Regions from separate parts of the Homo sapiens genome. Here region 1 is linked to region 2. A link is an interaction called in ENCODE POLR2A ChIA-PET data of the cell type or tissue named here. Cell type or tissue: Panc1. All regions are shown on one strand. Links, peaks and the distances in the headings refer to the core of each region. The heading gives the core; the rest is flanking DNA.

Region 1 (4,000 bases), core at 1-4,000, 78 kb before region 2:
TATTGAGCTCTCTGGGAAGAAGGGGCTGCCTTGGCCCCAGACAAGTCTCAAACATGTGGTCCTTAAAGGACACAGAATCTGTCCTTCAGAAACATGCTCTATCGTCCATGCACATCCCAGCTCCCACTCTGCACAATCCCAGCTTGCTGCAGCCTCCACCTCTACAGGATTTTGCCATATTCCCATGCTGGTCTTGAACTCCTAGGCTCAAGGAATCTGCCTGCCTCGGCCCCCCAAAGTGCTGGGATTACAGGGTAGCCACCGCTGTGCCCAGCCAAGGATGTCTATTTTGAAAACCATTTCATTCTAAGGTGGTTTCCCTTTTTTTTTTTTTTTTTTTTTGAGTCTTGCTCTGTCTCCTAGGCTGGAGTGCAATAACGCGATCTTGGCTCACCACAACCCCCACCTCCCGGGTTCAAGTGATTCTCCTGCCTCAGCCTCCCGAGTAGCTGGGATTGCAGGCATGCCCCACCACGCCGGCTAATTTTGTATTTTTAGTAGAGACGGGGTTTCACCATGTTGGCCACGCTGGTCTCAAACTCCTGAATTCGTGATCCGCCTGCCTCCGCCTCCCAAAGTGCTAAGATTACAGGCCCACTGCGTCTGGCCTGGTTTCAACTTTTACTTGACTCTGGTTCCTCTTTGGGGTGCCCCATCTATAAATAAGAGATGTAGGGGCTGGGCGTGGTGGCTTATGCCTGTAATCCCAGCACTTTGGGAAGCCAAAGCAGGTGGATCACAAGGTCAGGAGTTCAAGACCATCCTGACCAATATGGTGAAACCACGTTCTATTAAAAATACAAAAACAAATTAGCCGGGCGTGGTGGCAGATGCCTGTAGTCCCAGCTCCTCAGAAGTCTGAGGCAGGAGAATAGCTTGAACCCAGGAGGCAGAGGTTGCGGTGAGCTGAGTGAGATCACACCACCGCACTCCAGCCTGGGTGACAGAGTGAGACTCCGTCTCAAAAAAAAAAAAAAAAAAAAAAAAAAAAAAAGGCGTAAGTAGGAGAGAATTTAGGGTCTAAGTACCACTATATCTGGGGAAAATCACTCCAGAAACCACTCTTTGGCCCACAGGGCCCCCTGTCATCTGGTCCCCATTGCCCCATAACCTCATCCTCTTTCCTTTGGCTCTAGCCACGCTGGCCTCCTTGCTGCGCCCCAGGGCCTTTGTGTATGTGGCTACCCTGGCCTGGAATGTTCTTTTCCCCTTCAGGAGTGTGCTCCAATGTCACCTTCTTAGCAAGGCCTTCCTTCCAACTGCCCAACTTAAAATGAACCCTCCCTGCCTCTGCCTGCTTACCCTGGCCTGTTTTCCTCTGTGGCCCTTACTACCATCTGATATTCTCTGTACTTTTCTTTTCTGTATTGTGTATTGTCTGTCTCTCCCCCACTAGGAGTCAGCTCCACAGGAGGTAGGGATTTTGTGTGTTTAGTTTACTTCTGTCCCCTGGCCTGGCACTCTGTAAGCCCAATAAATATTTGTGGGCTGGGCACAGTGGCTTATGTCTGTAATCCCAGCACTTTGGGAGGCCAAGGCAGGCAGATCACTTGAGTCAGGAGTTCAAGACCAGCCTGGCCAACATGGCGAAACCCAGTCTCTACTAAAAATACAAAATATTGGCTGGGCGCGGTAGCTCACACCTGTAATCTCAGCACTCTGGGAGGCCGAGATGGACAGATCACCTGAGGTCAGGAGTTCGAGACCAGCCTGGCCAACGTGGTGAAACCCTATCTCTACTAAAAATACAAAAAATTAGCCAGGCGTGGTGGCAGGTGCCTGTAATCCCAGCTACTCGGTAGGCTGAGGCAAGAGCTACTCTCAGCCTCTGCTTTCTCATCTGTAAAATAAGGAGGCTATGCCAGGTGCAGTGGCTCACGCTTGAACCCAGGAGGCGGAGGTTGCAGTGAGCTGAGATCACACCATTGCACTCCAGCCTGGGCAACAAGAGCAAAACTCCGTCTCAAAAAAAGAAAAAAAAAAATTAGCCAGGTGTGATGGTGCGTACCTGCAGTCCCAGCTAGTTGGGAGGCTGAGGCAGGAGAATTGCTTGAACCCAAGAGGCAGAGGTTGCAGTGAGCTGAGATTGTGCCACTGCACTTGAGCCTGGGCAACAGAGCGAGACTCCATCTCAAAAAAAAAAAAAAAAAAAATTTGTGGAGTGACTCATCCTTCTTGTGCAGGCCTCGGCCCAGCTCATCAGTTGGTCTCTGAGCAAGTCTGTCCTTCACTCAAACACCCACCGCCCTGACCTCTTGCGTGTGTGGGCTCACAGTGCAGGCTCCTACTGTGGGGCCTTTGCCCACACTGTTGCCTGTCTGCCGAGGCCCTCGACGCACTGTCTCTCTGTTACCTTTCTTCATTGCACTCAGCACAGGTGGAAGTTCTATGATTGATTGCATTGCTTCTTGATTGATTGCATTGAATCTGCCCCTCTGCAGTGCGTGCTCCACAAGATCAGAGTCCTCCTGCCTTAGTCACTGCCAGGTTTCCAGTGCCCAAGGACCGGGCTGAGCACGCGGCTGCACCCTGACATACTTGCTTACTAAACGAATGACCAGGAACTTAACCTGTCACCTCTTGTAGACAAGACCCATCCACGCTTCCCCAGGAAGAGACAGAGAGGAGGCGAGGTAGAGGAATGCACTTCTTAAAGGCAGCACACAGCCCAGCCTTACTTGAGGCCTCTTTTCAATGCTTCGAAGATCTTCTTCACCTGCTGGGGCTTCGGGTCTGCACAGACCGACCCCTTCCGCAGCGTGCCGTACATCTTGGAGGATTTTGCAGGCATTCGCGATCTCACGGAGTTCCTGTTGATGGACTTTCTGTGAGAAGGGTTGGAGGGCAAGAGAAGTCAGAGAAGGGCCCTGACAAAGCCCTCCCCAGGGGCAGGCACTTTGGAAATAGTGACCAGAGCCACAGGGAGTCAGGAGACCCGGCTCAGTCCCACCCCCATCACCACCAAGCAGTGTGGTTTCCAGAAAGTTATGGAGCCTCTCTGGGTCTCTGCTTTCTCATCTGTAAAATTAGGATCCTGGGCCAGGTGCGGTGGCTCACACTTGTAATCCCAGCACTTCGGGAAGCTGAGGTGGGTGGATCACCTGAGATCAGGGGTTCAAGACCAGTCTGGCCAACATGGCGAAACCCTGTCTCTACTAAAAATACAAAAATTAGCCGGATGTGGTGGTACGTGCCTGTAATCCCACTTACTCCGGAGGCTGAGGCACAAGAATCGCTTGAACCCGGGAGGTGGAGGTTTCAGTGAGCCGAGATTGCATCACTGCACTCCAACCTGGGTGACAGAGTGAGACTCAGTCTTAAAAATAAATAAATAAATAAATAAATAAATAAATAAATAAATAAATAAATAAAAATAAGGAGCCTAGATTTGAGGATTAAAAGAAGAGTAATAAAGCTTTTCCACCATGGCTGCCACTGGAGAGCAGCAGCCATGGCTCTGCGCTACCCTATGGCCATGGGCCTCAACAAGGGCCACAAGGTGACCAAGAACGTGAGCAAGCCCAGGCACAGCCGCTGCAGTGGGTGTCTGACCAAATACACTGAGTTTGTGCGGGACATGATCCGGGAGGTGTGTGGCTTTGCCCTGTACAAGCAGCATGCTATGGAGTTACTGAAGGTCTCCAAGGACAAACAGGCCCTCAAGTTCATCAAGGAAAGGGTGGGGACACACATCCACGCCAAGAGGAAGCAGGAGGAGCCGAGCCAATGTCCTGGCCGCCATGAGGAAAGCCACTGCCAGGAAAGACTGAGCCCCCTCCCCTGCCCTCTCCCGGAAATATAGAACAGCTTGACAAAAAAAAAAAAAAGAACAGTAATAAAAATCTGGTATCAGAAATGAACTTACAGGAAGAAATACAGTCAAGTAGCCCAAATGCCAATGCTCTCTGATCACCATGCTCTGCCTGTGCAGGCAATGCCGTGTGGGAGGCCAAGTCATAGTCCTGTGCTTTACCCTTGGGGCAGCATCTGTTGGCTTTAC
Region 2 (8,390 bases), core at 2,012-6,011:
TGCCATGTTTCCCAGGTTGGGATGAGGCAGCAAGGTACTTTTTTTTCTTATTTTTTTATTTTTAAAAATAAAGATGGTGTCTCACTATGTTGACCAGGCTGGACTCAAACTCTTGGCCTCATGTGATCCTCTCATCTTGTTCTCCTAAAGTGCTAGGATTACAGGCATGAGCCACTGTGTCAGCTTAGCCAGCAGTTTTAAAAGAGCTATGTCTGTATTGAAGAGCAGAGGTGGATCTCCAAGACATATTACTGAGTGAAAAGGGGGTCAGCATGATACATTTGGTAGAATGCTGATTGTGTAACATTCCCCCTTTACACACATAAAATGAAACACTGTGGAAACACTTAGACAGCAAGACAGGCTGGAAGGATGTAAACCAAACTGAGTTGCTACCTCTGGGAAAAGAGTTTGGGAGTGACGCTTTTACCTGTAATCCTTTCATTTCTAAAAGTGAGAATAGATTGGTCTGTTACTTTTGTCCCAGCCATCTTCCTTCTTTTTAAAAAATGTGTTTTATTTTTTATTTAAACGGAGTCTCGCTCTGTTTCCCAGGCTGGAGTGCAGTGGCACGATCTTGGCTCACTGCAACCTCCACCTCCCAGGTTCAAGCAATTCTCCTGCCTCAGCTTCCCAAGTAGCTGGGATTACAGGTGCCTGCCACCACGCCTGGCTAATTTTTGTATTTTTAGTAGAGACTGCTTTTCACCATGTTGGCCAGGCTGGTCTCTAACCCCTGACCTAAAGTGATCTGCCTGTCTTGGCCTCCCAAAGTGCTGGGATTACAGGCATAAGCCACCGCACCCGACCCATCTATCTTCTTTGGGGACATTGCACCCCTATGTGGAGAAAATTTCATCCCAACCGTTTGCTTCCTTGGACTAAAATAATTCTACCATAGGTCAGGTCAGAAATAAACAGCATTCTGCAGGAAGCAGTGGCTCATGCTCCTGTAATCTCAGCACTTTGGGAGCCTGAGGTGAGAGGGCTGCTTGAGGGCAGGAGTTTGAAACCAGCCTGGGCAACATAGTGAGACCCTGTCTCTATTTTTTAAATTAATAAAATAAAATAATAATAATTAAAAGAAAGAAAGAAACAGGCTGAGCATGGGGGCTCACACCTGTAATCCTAGCACTTTCGGAGGCCAAGGCAGACGGATCGCTTAACCTCAAGAGTTCAAGACCAGCCTGGGCAACATGGTGAAACCCCATATTTAATAAAAGTACAAAAAAAAGGCCGGGCGCAGTGGCTCACGCCTGTAATCCCAGCACTTTGGGAGGCCGAGGAGGGCAGATCACCTGAGGTTGGGAGTTCGAGATCAGCCTGGCCAACATGGAGAAACCCTGTCTCTACTAAAAATACAAAATTAGCCGGGAGTGGTGGCACATGCCTGTAATCCCAGCTACTCAGGAGGCTGAGGCAGGAGAATCTCTTGAACCCAGGAGGTGGGGGATGCAGTATGCTGAGATTGCACCATTGCACTCCAGCCTGGGCAACAGGAGCAAAACTCCATCTCAAAAAAAAAAAAAAAAAGTACAAAGCAATAATTAGCTGAGCGTGGTGGCTTTCACCTGTAGCTCCAGCTACTTGAGGGGGCTGAGGTGGGAGGATTGTTTGAGCTCAGGAGGCAGAGTACAGTGGTGCAATCTCAGCTCATTGCAACATCTGCCTCCCGGGTTCAAGCGATTCTCCCCGCTCAGCCTCCTGAACAGCTGGGATTACAGGCACAGTGAGATCCCACCACCATACTCCAACCTAGGTGACAGAGTGAGACCCCGTCCCAAAAAAAAAAACAAAGAACACCCCCAGCCCCCACCAAAAAGAAAGAAAGAAAGAGAAAAGAAAGAAAGAAAGAAAGGAAGGAAGAAAAGAAAGAGAGCGAGAGACAAAAAAGAAAAGAAAAGAAAAAAATGAAAGGAAGGAAATAAGGAAGAAAGAGCAATCCTTAGGGGTGAACCCAGAAATTCTGCAAACATTCTAGTTTGAATCACCTCCGGTTAGATGTCCAGACCCATGAGCCAACAGTGACTTATTCCAGAGTGAAATTCCTTCAGGGTAGGAGAGCCATCGAGTTAGTTTGTAGTGGGCTGAAGTCTCCTGGAAATGAGGTCGGCAGATATATATTGGAAAGCAAAGATTTGGTTTCAGGAAGCAATATCACCTACTCTAACTAATAAAACACAAAAACCACTTTGAAGCATTTTCAAGGAATGAATATGAACAAGTTCAGACATTATGCAAAGGGCAGTTGAGAAAGCCATTTCATTTCAGCCACTTCCCACCCCCTCACTGACTAAATATATGGCCACATGCATCTCACCGACAGGACGGGCAAATAAATGGCCCTTGTGTTCATGACAAGGAGCTGTGGATAGAATTCTGCAGTGTGCTCTTTTCTGTCCATCACTTGTTAAACGCCTGCCAGCTTTGGGAAAACAGCTAGGGGAGTTACTAGACAAGACAAATGATATTCCCCACAGCCCCCCATCCCCCACAACCACCACCAATCAGGGCACCCAGCCCTGACCCCATCTTCCAGGGCAGAAGGAAGCTCCAGGTTTGGAGCCCGGCAGCCTCAGGTCTGGGTTTCCAGCCTTCTTCGGATGTGGCACAGCCAGACCTTTCAGTGTTTCTCAAAGTGGGCCTCCCGAAGGGGTGCCACCCAAGCTGACTTTAGATGACACACAGACTGGGCACTAAACACTGAATCTCATAGTGAGAAAGCCATTTCCCTCCTATGACCATGCTGGTTCAATGCCATTTGGCCGGGAGAAAGTCTCAGCTTGAGCTAGCCTGTCTTTAACACCTAACATTGGCCAATCTCCCTTTTTAACAAAGAGAAAGCCGGCCCCACGCTTAGGTCATTCCACTGCTAACAGCATCTAGCTAGAACTGTGTTTGGCAATTGATCATGGTTTTCCATGAACATTCTATTTTTTTGGTGTTGTTTTTTTTCCAGTTTAAAAGTGAATCCACCAGATAAGGGAAAAGCTAACAAAATCCTAATAAAGTATAAAGTTAAATTAACAATAGTGTAACTATAATGGTTCATTGGTCTTGACAAATGTACCATAGTAATGTACGATGAACAGTTAAGAAAAACAATAAGAAATCCGTAGAGGGTGGATAGAGCCCTCTGTACTATCTTTGCAACTTTTTTGTAAATCTAAAACTATTCTGAAATAGAAAGCTTATTTAAGCCTGGTTGCAGTGGCCCACCCCTGTAATCCCAGCACTTTGGGAGACCGAGGCAGGTGGATCACCTAAGGTCAGGAGTTCAAGACCAACCTGGCCAACATGGTGAAACCCCCATCTCTACTTAAAATACAATACTTAGTCGGGTGTGATGGCGCGGGCCCAGCTACTTGGGAGGTTGAGGCAGAATTGCTTGAGCCTGGGAGGCAGAGGTTGCAGTGAGCCAATATCGTGCCACTGCACTCCAGCCTGGGTGACACAGCAAGACTCCCTCTCAAAAAAAAAAATAAAAGAAAGAAAGAAAGCTTATTTAAGTACCTTTAGTGCCCCCTACCATAAATCTATGTTTTTTTTTAAGTGTATATATGGAGAGAAATAAAGAGAAAGCAAATTGTAAGCTAGGCGAGGTGGCTCACACTTGTAATACCAGCACTTTGGGAGACCAAGGGAGGCTCTCTTGAGTCCCTGGAGTTTGAGACCAGCCTGGGCAAAATGGAAAAACCCTGCCTCTATTAAAAAAAAAAATACAAAAACTTAGGTGTAGTTCCAGCTACTTAGGAGGCTGAGGTGGGAGGATCAGTTGAACCTGGGAGGTTGAGGCTGCAGTGAGCCATGATTGTGCCACTGCACTCCAGCTTGGGCAGTGTCTGTGCAGGGTCTGCTGGGCAACGGAGCAAGACCCTGTCTCAAAAAAAAAAAAAAAAGAAGAAAGAAAAGAAAAAGCAAATTGTGGCAAAAATGTTAACAATTGGTGAATCTAGCTAAGGGGCTATATGGATGTTTTTCACACTATTCTTTCAATTTTCCTGTAGGTTTGAAATTTGTCAAAATGAAAAATTGTAGGGGGAGGACGTTAATCAATTTAAATACAAATATTAAGTACATAAGAGCCCAGGTTGCAAATGAATATGGCCAAAGTTGTGAAGGTGGGACCTGAGTTGGTGGCATTTGGTGGACCCTAGGCTACAAGATAGCCTGGCAAATAGCAGGGACAACTGAAATGATTTTTTTTTTTTTTAAAGAGACAGGGTCCTTGAACTCCTGGCTCAAGTAATTCTCTCATCTCAGCCTCCTGAATAGCTGGGACTACAGGCTGAAACCACCGTGCCTGGCTAATTTTAAATATACATATATATATATACAGAGAGAGAGAAAGAGAAAGAGAAAGAGAGAGAGAGAGAGACGGAGTCTCGCTGTTGTCGGCCCGGGCTGGGGTGCAATGGTGAGATCTTGGCTCACTGCAACCTCCACCTCCCAGGTTCCAGCAATTCTCCTGCCTCAGTCTCCTAAGTAGCTGAGATTACAGGCGTCTGCCACCAGGCCCAGCCATTTTTTGTATTTTTAGTAGAGATGGGGTTTCACCGTGTTGGCCAAGCTGGCTTCGAACTCCTGACCTCAGGTGATCCACCTGCCTCGGCCTCCCAAAGTGCTGGGATTACAGACGTGAGCCACTGCACCCGGCCTTCTTTTTATTTTTTTGAGACAGAATCTCGCTCTGTCACCCAGGCTGAAGTGCAGTGGTGAGATCTTGGCTCACTGCAATCTCTGCCTCCCAGGTTCAAGTGATTCTCCTGCCTCAGCCTCCTGAGTAGCAGGGATTACAGGCGTCCACCACCACACCCGGCTTTTAGTAGAGACGGGGTTTTGCCATGTTGGCTAGGCTGGTCTTGAACTTCTGACCCCAGGTGATCCACCTGCCTCAGCCTCCCAAAATGTTGGGATTACAGGCATGAGCCACCCCGGCCGGACTATATATATATTTTAGAGATGAAGTCTCACCATGTTGCCCAAGTTGGTCTCAAACTCCTGGCCTCAAGTGATCCTTCTGCCTCGGCCTCCCAAAGTGCTGGGATTACAGGTGGTGCCTGGCCTGGGATGATATTAAACGACCTCGCAAGTCCCTGAGCACCCACACCCACTCTCCATTACCCCAGAAGCTTCACCATCCATGAGGGTTCCCCCACATAGGTGTCCTTGGAGAGTGCAGAGGGCATTTCAAGAGCTCAAAGCATCTGTAAGCCTTGTAGTGAGTCGAGGGACCAACTTTCATCTCCCACCCCTTGACAACCAGAGAGTCCCTCTCCCTCTCCCAAGCCTCCACATGCATACACTCTCCAAATGCTGCAGCATTTCTCACACTGTCAAATGATTTCTGCACCTCTATTCATCCTAGAGCATTCTCATCCTGTTAAGAGGGCAGGAATATTCATCCCAGAGTCTAGAACAAGGAAGAAATACTCAAGAGTGGCCAACACCTGTAATCCCAGCACTTTGGGAAGCCAAGGCAGGAAGATTACTTGAGCCCAGGAGTTTGAGACCAGCCTGGGCAACATAGCAAGACCCCCATCTCAACAAATACTTTTTAAAAATTAGCCGGGCAGCCAAGCACGGTGGCTCACACCTGTAATTCCAGCACTTTGGGAGGCCGAGGCAGGCAGATCATGTGAGGTCGGGAGTTCGAGGCCAGCCTGGTTAACATGGTGAAACCCCGTTTCTACTAAAAATACAAAAACTTAGCTGGGGTGGTGGCACGCACCTGTAATCCCAGTTACTCGGGAGGCTGAGGCAGAATTGCTTGAACCTGGGAGGCAGAGGTTGCAGTGAGCCGAGATCGTGCCACTGCACTCCAGTTTGGACAACATGAGGGAAACTCCATCTCAAAAAAAAAAAAAAAAAAAAAAAATTAGCCAGGCATGGTGGCACGTGCCTATGGTCCCAGCTACTCAGGAGGCTGAAGTGAGAGAATCTTGAGCCTGAGGAGTGGAGCCTGCAGTGAGCTGTGATGGAACCATGCACTGTAGCCTGGGTGACGGCAAAACCCCGTCTCAAAAAAAATTTTTTAAAGGAAGAAATACTCCAGTGGGAGACAGACATATAAATAAGGACCCACGGCCAGGTGTAGTGTCTCACACCTGTAATCCCAGCACTTTGGGAGGCTGAGGCGGGTGGATCATTTGAGGTCAGGAGTTCAAGACCAGCCTGGCCAACATGGTGAAACCCTGTCTCTACTTAAAAAAATATAAAAATTAGCCGGGCAGTGGTGGTGTGCGCCTGTAATCCCAGCTACTGGGAGGCTGGGGCAGGAGAATCGCTTGAAACCAGGAGGCGAAGGTTGCAGTGAGCCGAGATCACGCCACTGCACTCCAGTCTGGACAACAGAGTGAGACCCTGTCTCAAAAAAAAAAGAAAAAAAATAGGGACCCACAAAACCAAGTGCTCAGTGCAGGGGCAGAGCAGTAGAGGCAGGGGGATGGACCTCTGCCTTTGAGGACCAAGGGGGTATCGCAGGAAATTATGTCAACAGGGTCTTGAAGGATGAGAAAACAGAAAGCTTCCCCGATCTTTCTAGATTGATACTCTGACCTGGCCCTCAAGGGAGGGCCATGCCCGGCAGCTTAAGGGTCCTGCAGAGCCTTTTGGTCTCTGACCCCAAATCCACTGGAACAATCTCAGTCCTTTTAAGGTGCCAGCCTCTCTCCTGTGTCCTGTGGTTCCCCCAGCCTGGATCTCTGTAGGTCCCACCCACCTTGCCTTTCACCTGGTTAATACCTTAACTCAACCCGCTGGAATCCAGCTAAGGAGTCTCAATCTCCCACAGCCTTCTCCAAGCCCCCACTCTGGGCACAGTGCTCCTCTACCAAGCATCCTGGCTGCCCCATCAGGGCAGAACTGGGTGAGCACATGGACCCTGGAGTTCCATCCTGGCTTCTCCGCTTCTGAGCTGCATGACTTTGGGCAAGTAACTTGGCCTCTCTGGGCCTCCATTTCCTCATCTGTAAAATGGGGATGACAACAGTGCCGCATTGCGCTGCTGTGAGCATTAGGTGAAATAATACTTGGCTTCTCGATGTGTATACAGACCAGCAGATTGGGCATCCCCTGGGAGGTTGCTGGTGCAGCATCCCAGGCCCCACCCCGGAACTACAGAACCAGATTCTGCAATTTTTTTTTTTTTTTTTGGAGACAGAGTCTGACTCTGTTGCCCAGGCTAGAATGCAGTGGTGCGATCTCAGCTCACTGCAACCCTCTGCCTCCCAGCTTCAAGCAATTCTCCTGTCTCAGCTCTCAAGGAGTAGCTGGGATTACAGGCACATGCCACCATGCCTGGCTAATTTTTTTGTATTTTTAGTAGAGACAGAGTTTCACCATGTTGGTTAGGCTGGTCTCAAACTCCTGACCTCAGGTGATCTGCCCGCCTCAGCCTCCCAAAGTGCTGGGATTAAAGGCATGAGCCGCTGTGCCCGACGTCTGCATTTTCTCAGGATCTCTAAGTGATTCACATACATGTTAAATGTGACAAGCACTGAAACATTATATGTAAAATACTGAGACTGCCTGACACATACTTGGCTCCTATTAAATGTATGTTGTTGTTATCATCATCATCATCATCATCCCACAGTATTGCCTGTTTTCTCATCCTCCTCCACCTGAGAGGAAAGACCACAGAGGGAGCATTTAAGCCAGCCCTAGTCAGAGGAGAATCACCAATCCCAGTGGTCTGAACATGAATGCCTGCAAACCTTGCCACCAAGGGCTACAGTACTCTGTGTCACGACTGCCATGGGCACCACGGCATCCTTGTGCCTAGAGTGGAGGGGGAGCTTGATAAACGCTGCGTGATTTTAAGTCATTTGTCTAATTCACATGGAAAAGCCAGACTGGAACCAGGCAACATCACTCTTGGCTGAGCCCTTTTGGACTCATTACTTCCCAATGCTCAAGCATCCTTTGGATGAAGAGCAGAGACAGAGCCTGAGTTTGGGGAGAGGATTAGGGGATGGTGCTTAACAGAAGGAAGAGTCTCCAAACCTATTCTACTTGGTAAAATCCATCATTTGCCTAAGGATAATGGCACAAAAATTCTCCCCCATGATCAACCCCATCTACCTTCTGCCCTGATGAGAATGGTCAGATTGCTGGAGTCTTTCTGGAGATAAATATTCTAATCCATCACTACTAGGCGTCTCCGCTACTCTCATCTTCACCCATCCTGAGCCTCATTTCAGGCCCCTTTGATCCCATGTGACTAATCTATCAGATAGAAGTCGGTTCTGTGGAGCTGGTGAGGCCTTTGGAATGACAAGCTCTCCCTCTGGCCTCAACAAGGACCGTAAACCTTGGTTCAGCCGAGGAATGAATCTGCCCTGAAATCTGGGGGCCTTATCAGTTTTGGAGATTAGCAAAGGCCGAGT

Evidence for each region. ChIA-PET counts read pairs that join two places held together with the same protein. Peaks named below come from ENCODE experiments on the same cell type or tissue, not always from the same donor. Only the 100,000 strongest peaks of a DNase experiment are listed, where the experiment ranks them.
Region 1: POLR2A ChIA-PET joins it to region 2 with 7 read pairs; 3 of 35 experiments call an interaction of 5 or more read pairs at or near these places.

Annotation. Positions count from the first base shown.
Region 1 is chr20:50,617,308-50,621,307 of GRCh38, forward strand. It overlaps RIPOR3 (RIPOR family member 3), which reads right to left. Exons shown (of 22, transcript NM_001290268.2): 3 at 2,679-2,825. It also overlaps the pseudogene RPL36P2. Among named protein-coding and RNA genes, the nearest start is that of MIR1302-5, 4.5 kb to the left of the region's middle. RefSeq lists an enhancer at 1-193. In Panc1, for the core only: no CTCF peak of the experiment used is centred there; no DNase peak of the experiment used is centred there; H3K27ac peaks cover 501 bases.
Region 2 is chr20:50,692,923-50,701,312 of GRCh38, forward strand. No RefSeq gene overlaps it. Among named protein-coding and RNA genes, the nearest start is that of RIPOR3, 5.6 kb to the left of the region's middle. RefSeq lists a silencer at 4,305-4,466. In Panc1, for the core only: no CTCF peak of the experiment used is centred there; no DNase peak of the experiment used is centred there; H3K4me3 peaks cover 511 bases; H3K27ac peaks cover 3,906 bases.